Regions from separate parts of the Homo sapiens genome. Here region 2 is linked to region 1. A link is a loop called in an ENCODE intact Hi-C map of the cell type or tissue named here. Cell type or tissue: CD4-positive, alpha-beta T cell. All regions are shown on one strand. Each heading gives the region's core, and the rest is flanking DNA. Links, peaks and the distances in the headings are about the cores only.

What was found. Peaks named below come from ENCODE experiments on the same cell type or tissue, not always from the same donor. Only the 100,000 strongest peaks of a DNase experiment are listed, where the experiment ranks them.
Region 2: a loop joins it to region 1, with 4 times the contacts of the local background. A loop is called at or near these places in 4 of 110 quality-filtered maps.

What each region holds. Positions count from the first base shown.
Region 1 is chr5:172,039,140-172,042,050 of GRCh38, forward strand. No RefSeq gene overlaps it. Among named protein-coding and RNA genes, the nearest start is that of FBXW11, 34 kb to the left of the region's middle. In CD4-positive, alpha-beta T cell, for the core only: CTCF peaks have their summits at 1,221 (motif pointing left) and 1,422; a DNase peak (open chromatin) is centred at 1,212.
Region 2 is chr5:171,483,422-171,486,332 of GRCh38, forward strand. All of the region lies in intron 2 of LOC105377721 (a long non-coding RNA gene), which reads right to left. Among named protein-coding and RNA genes, the nearest start is that of FGF18, 65 kb to the left of the region's middle. In CD4-positive, alpha-beta T cell, for the core only: CTCF peaks have their summits at 1,173 (motif pointing right) and 1,372; a DNase peak (open chromatin) is centred at 1,160.

The DNA of each region.
Region 1 (2,911 bases), core at 153-2,652:
GTGAGACACCATGTCGGGCCAACTCATCCTTTTTATCAGGAATCCATTCCCATGATAACTAACTCACTTCTGCAATAATGGTATTAGTCCATTCATGAGGGCAGAGCCCTCATGACCTAATCACCTCTTAAAGATTCCACCTCTCAATATCCTTATAGTGGCAATTAAATTTCAATGAGTTTTGGAGGGGACATTTACACCATAGCAAGGCGTCAGCTAAAAAGTCCTACTTCCGGCCGGGTACAGTAGCTCACGCCTATAATCCCAGCACTTTGGGAGGCCAAGGCAGGCGGATCATGAGGTCAGGAGTTCGAGACCAGCCTGACTAACATGGTGAAACCCCGTCTCTACTAAAAATATAAAAATTAGTCTGGCGTGGTGGTGGTGCATGCCTGTAATTCCAGCTACTCAGGAGGCTGAGACAGGAGAATCGCTTGAACCCGGGGGGTGGAGGTTGTAGTGAGCCAAGATCACGCCACTGCACTCCAGCCTGGGCGACAGAGCTTGATTCCATTAAAAAAAAAAAAAGTCTTACTTCCTCCCCTCATGGAGCCTGCAGTCTTCCCTTTCCTTCTGAAAGCCTCAAACCTCTGTGGCCAAAAAACTCTTTTAACCTCATCTCAGTCTTTTTCAGCTGGTCTCTTGAATTGCTAAGGCCATGATTTCAACTGTCCTTCCCCTGAGTAAACTCCCCTTCTTCTGACTGCCCTTGGGATAGATAAGTGTTTTAGCCTGGCATGTTAGTCTGGACCTGTCCATCTCTTCAGCCTCATGACCCATAAAGCATTTACCCTAAACGATATCGCAGTCTCTGAATGCACACGTTCTGGCACATACTAGTTTGTCTTCCAAGACTCAGCATCACCTTCTCTGGGAAGTCTTCCCTGATTCTCCCAGGCAACGTCAGTCTGAACTTACACTCTGCTTTTCCAGGTCTGTTTCCCTACAAGGACAAGGAGACAGTGTCAGTGTCTTACTCATCTCGGCATCTCCAGCACATGGTGCTTAAGAGGTGTCGAATGAGGAATGATCTCATTTCCCGAGTCCTAAGAATCCTCTAATGCACTGTTGTTTTGTCAGTTTCATGAATTATTTTTCACTAGAACCTCAATCATTTTTCTAGCCCTTAATGGCAGGCAGGCCGGCTGCTTATTTGTTTGTATCCCCCAGACAGTAATCAATGTGAACTCCGCACTGACCTTGTGGCTGCGGCCTGCCCCCTGCTGGTCAGAAGGTTTCTGGGACAGAGACAACTCAAGGCTGAAGAAACAGGGGTTCTAAATCATTTTTTGCGCCGTGGACTCCTTTGGCATTCCACAAAGAATATGAATCCCTTCTCAGAATAATGCATATTTTTTGAGACAGTCTCGCTCTGTCGCCCAGGCTTCAGTGCAGTGGCACGATCTCGGCTCACTGCAACCTCTGCCTCCTGGTTCCAGCCATTCTTATGCCTCAGCCTCCCGAGTAGCTGGGAATACAGGTGTGCCACCACGCCTGGCTAATTTTTGTATTTTTAGTAGAGACGGGGTTTCACCATGTTGGTCAGGCTGGTCTCAAACTCCTGACCTCAAGTGATCCACCCGACTCGGCCTCCCAAAGTGCTAGGATTACAGGCTTGAGCCACTGCGCCTGGTGGCTTCTCAGAATAATATTTTCAAGTGTGTAATATAAAGCACATAGATTACAAATGAAACCAATCATATGGAATACAGGTAACAAAATACTGGAAAACCTGTATATATTTTGTATGTGATATATATGCCCATGTAATGTGATATATGGATGTATATACACATATGCACGTTAAATAACAAGATCTAGTAATAGGTCTAATAGCTACTGTAATTTCAAAGTGATAAAAATATTTTGAGATCTCTACCACAGCTGCAATGTGATATGAAATATCTGGGATTTCTACTGGTGACAGTCACAGCTACTGCTAATACTACTACAGTTTGTAGTAAAACTAAAGACCAAATCTTTTGCCATCCAGATACCAAGACACCCTGAATTCTACATATGGATCCATTGTGGGAAGAGTCTATGGACCCAAAGTTAAGAAAGCCTGAATCGTGTTTCAGAGGCATGGCAGACAGATTCTTTTAAATACGGCAGGGATGGCTAGTGGCTAGGCATCTGTACGACCCTTGATTAGTTCAAGTGGCAGTTGAGTGAGACACGGGAGGTATGCCAGAAACACCTCTGGCAGAAGGTCCAGGTTTGAACCTTATAGGCGTCACTTACAGTGTTTTGAGAACTGGCTTGACCCTTCCCTTTGCCTAGTGCCCATTTCCTCATCTAGAAAATGAGAATGAGCCTGGTGTGGTGGGGGGTGGCTCACACCTGTAATTCCAGCTGTTTGGGAGGCTGAGACAGGAGGATTGCTTGAAGCCGGGAGTTTGAGACCAGCCTGGGCAACATAGTGATCCCCCCTGCCCTGTCGCCTGTCTCCACAAAAAAAAGCCAGGCACCGTGGCTCATGCCTATAATCCTAGCTACTCAGGAGGATAAAGTGGGAGGATCATCTGAGCCCAAGAGTTTGAGGTTACGGTGAACCATGATCATGCCACTGCACTCCAGCCTGGGTGATAGGGAGACCCTGTCTCTAAAAAAATAATAAATACATAAAATGGGAATGATGGTGTCTTCCTCCGATTGTTGAAAGGATTCAGTACATTAACAGGTGAAAACTTTTTGGGGTCAATGAATGTTTGTTGTTAAATGAGAATGATATTAAATGTCTGTAGAGAACATGCCCCATGACATGCTCTCTCTCAGCCAAGCATAATGTCTTTCCAAAGAGAAACCCGAAGTCTGAGCTGCCGTATGACCTGGGAGGCACCTGCGTACTTGGAAGATAAGCCCTTTCTTGCCGGGTGAGTATGGTTAAGTGTGCCCTGCTTTCCACCCC
Region 2 (2,911 bases), core at 154-2,653, 560 kb before region 1:
CTCGCATGGAGCCTCAGCTTCCTCGCCTGTAGGTTGGGATGATCCGACAGAGGCATTGTGAGTCTCAGCTGAGCTATAACTCGTGAGAAAGCTTTTCGGACACATAGCAGGCAAGGCCTCCCAGGTTGGAGGACAGGAAGGGAGCCTGTCTGAGTAGGGAAGGGAGCTGGCCGTGTCCACAGCCTCCAACCCTCGGCCTCAGCCCCGGCCCACAGCTGGGCCTGGACTCCTGCTCGTGGCCGCCCCTCTCATGGGTCTGCGGGGATTTCTCTGCTCCAGGCTGACCCCTTCCTTGCAGAGGAGGCTTCTGTTGCCCGTCCGCTCTGCTGGGCCTGGGCTATTCTCTGTGTTTGTGTGTGTGGGGGTTGGGGATAGGTGGGGGTCCTCTTGGATTCTGTGATGGAGGGAATCCTGGCGTCCCTGTGGAGTCAGCCTGGGCCGCCGCCGGCTCAGCCGTCCTTCCCAGAGCCTCTGCAGCCCTTCTGGCTGCCGTTGCCTGCAGATTCCCGGCGAATGGTGCTCCTGAGACCGCTATGGGCCCAGGCTGCGTCATTCCCACCCTCCCTGAGCTCTGGGACTAGCTGGGCAGGGCTCCAGCCCTGGGAACTCCGCCTGCTGCTTTTTTCCCCTTCTTCGAAATTTCACTGTATGATTCAATGAAATGTCCTCTGCTTCCCGTCACCTGGCTTGGCTAAGCTGACCTTGTAGTGTGGAGCAGAGAGCACTGGACCTGGAGCTCAGGTGCTGGCATGCGTTCTGCCTTGGATGTCCTGTGTGACCGCAGGAGAGCGCCTTTACCTCTGTGGGCCTCGGTTTTTCCATCCGTAAAATGGACTGGGAGGATGGTAGTGAGGGTGTGTCTAGCAATAGAAGAGGGGAGAATGAGAACTGCCTCTGCACCCTCTCATGCCTGTCTTCTCTCTCTATGGTGGCCACTGTCTCTTCCTTCTTTGCAGAGATGTTTACCCAGGGGTCTAAGCCAGAGCTTCCTTCTCTGCCCTCCCTGCCAAGCCAGCGTACAGATCACTGGTCCCAGGGTCGGCTGTGGTAGCCCTAGGTTGGAACACACCCCTGGTTCCAAGAAGGTCCCCGTCTAATATGTGAGTCCACAGGTCCTTCCTTCACTATCCTCCCCACCCAGGCTAAAGGCTGAGGCACCCCCCACCAGGTGGGGCTTCACCACTAGAGGGCGCCCACCCCCCCACAACTTGATTAAAAAAATAAAACCCAAACGGCCTACCCCAACTAAACGTAATCGTTACAGCAATTATTGAGCATTTATTATGTGTCAGGTGCTGTACTAATCCCTACAACACCCCTAGAAGGTATACAGTGACATCATTCCCACTTAACAGATGACAAGACCGAGGTCTGGAGAAGTAAAATGACTCACCCAAGACCACCCAGCTGGTCAGTGACAGAGCTGGGACCAGCAACCAGGTCTAAGCAGTGGAGTCCCAGGCCCAATGCAGAGGCCTCATGGCACCCAGAGTCAGCCACTGCAGTGGGGAGGATGGCTGGGATGGGAGCTGAAGGTGGAGGCTAGGATTGATGAGATCAGAGACCACCAAAGGAAACGTTTGTAAACCTTCACAAAATTCGGCAGCTTTTCAAAATAATGATAATGGTAGGTTACATCCATAGAGCACTCACCATGTGGCAAACACAATACCAAGAGTTCTATATACACAATCTCCCCTAATACTAGGAACAACCCAAACGGGGGTATGTTCCAGTATTATTTCTGTTACAGATGGGGAGACTGAGGATCAATGAGGTGAAGTGTCTTGCCCAACCTTGCTCATTTGAACCCAGGTCTCTTTGCCTCTGGAGCTTGTGACTTAACTTCTGCATTCTGCTGCTTTTCTCCTTTAGAAGAATCTTATCCAGAATCCCAACATTTAAGAGATAAAAGTGGGTGGAAGCAGAGGAGGTGGGGGTACAGGAGCCTGAAGCTTTCCAGGCCAGTTTGAAAAGCCCTGATCGAATGCCCCCCTCTCCAAGCCCCAGACAGGAGCAGGGACTTGCCCACGGGCCCAGAGCTGGTTAGGGGTAGAGCCCCCAGACCACTACTTGCTCCCTCTGTGGGTGCTACCTTGACTTTGAGATAAGGTCCAGGCCTCAGGTGACAGGGGTAGATGCTTTAATCTTTGGCCTCAGCAACTGGGCAGAGAACCTTATATCCCTGATGAAGAGACTTCCACCCTGACTAGAGACTCTGGGACATGTCGGCTGTCATAGGCAGTGGCAGCCGAGGGGTGGCTTGGGGGATGGACATGTGGGTCCCCTAAATCTCCATCAGTCTTTCCCCCAAGCCATAGTAAACAAGAGGCCCTTTTCTCACCTCTGAGTAGTGTGCAGTCCCAAACCCCCTCCTGGGTAGGATCCTGGGTCCTGGAGCAGACTGTGGTCATGTGAGTTGAATCAATGACCCCCTGGCTGTGTGTCTAGCTTGGGAGCACTAGGGGGGGATATGGTCTCCGTACCATGCGAAGTCCTGTTTCTGTGTAATGCAGTGAATTCCTACCCAGGTCCCACCTGGGATTCACCTTGTTCTTTTGTAGGAGTCGAATCTCTGCAATTGTCTGACTTCTGCAGTGATGCTGGGGGAATTAAATGTAGCTGCAGTATGTACAAGACATATCCTGCAGTGGGGGAACACTGTCAGGTGGGTCCCGCTGGGGCTGGGGACATGGGAACCAATAATGTGTGTGAAGCACTTAGTGGGGACCAGGCCCAGGGCTCAGCATGATCACTCTGAATCCATACAGCAGCCCTGCAAGGTAGGCACTCTGGAGCTTGTGACTTAACTTCCGCATTCTGCTGCTTCTCTTTCTTTAGAAGAATCGTTTCTAGAATCCCAATATTTAAGGGATAAAAGTGGGTGGAAGCTGAGGAGGTGGGGGGTACA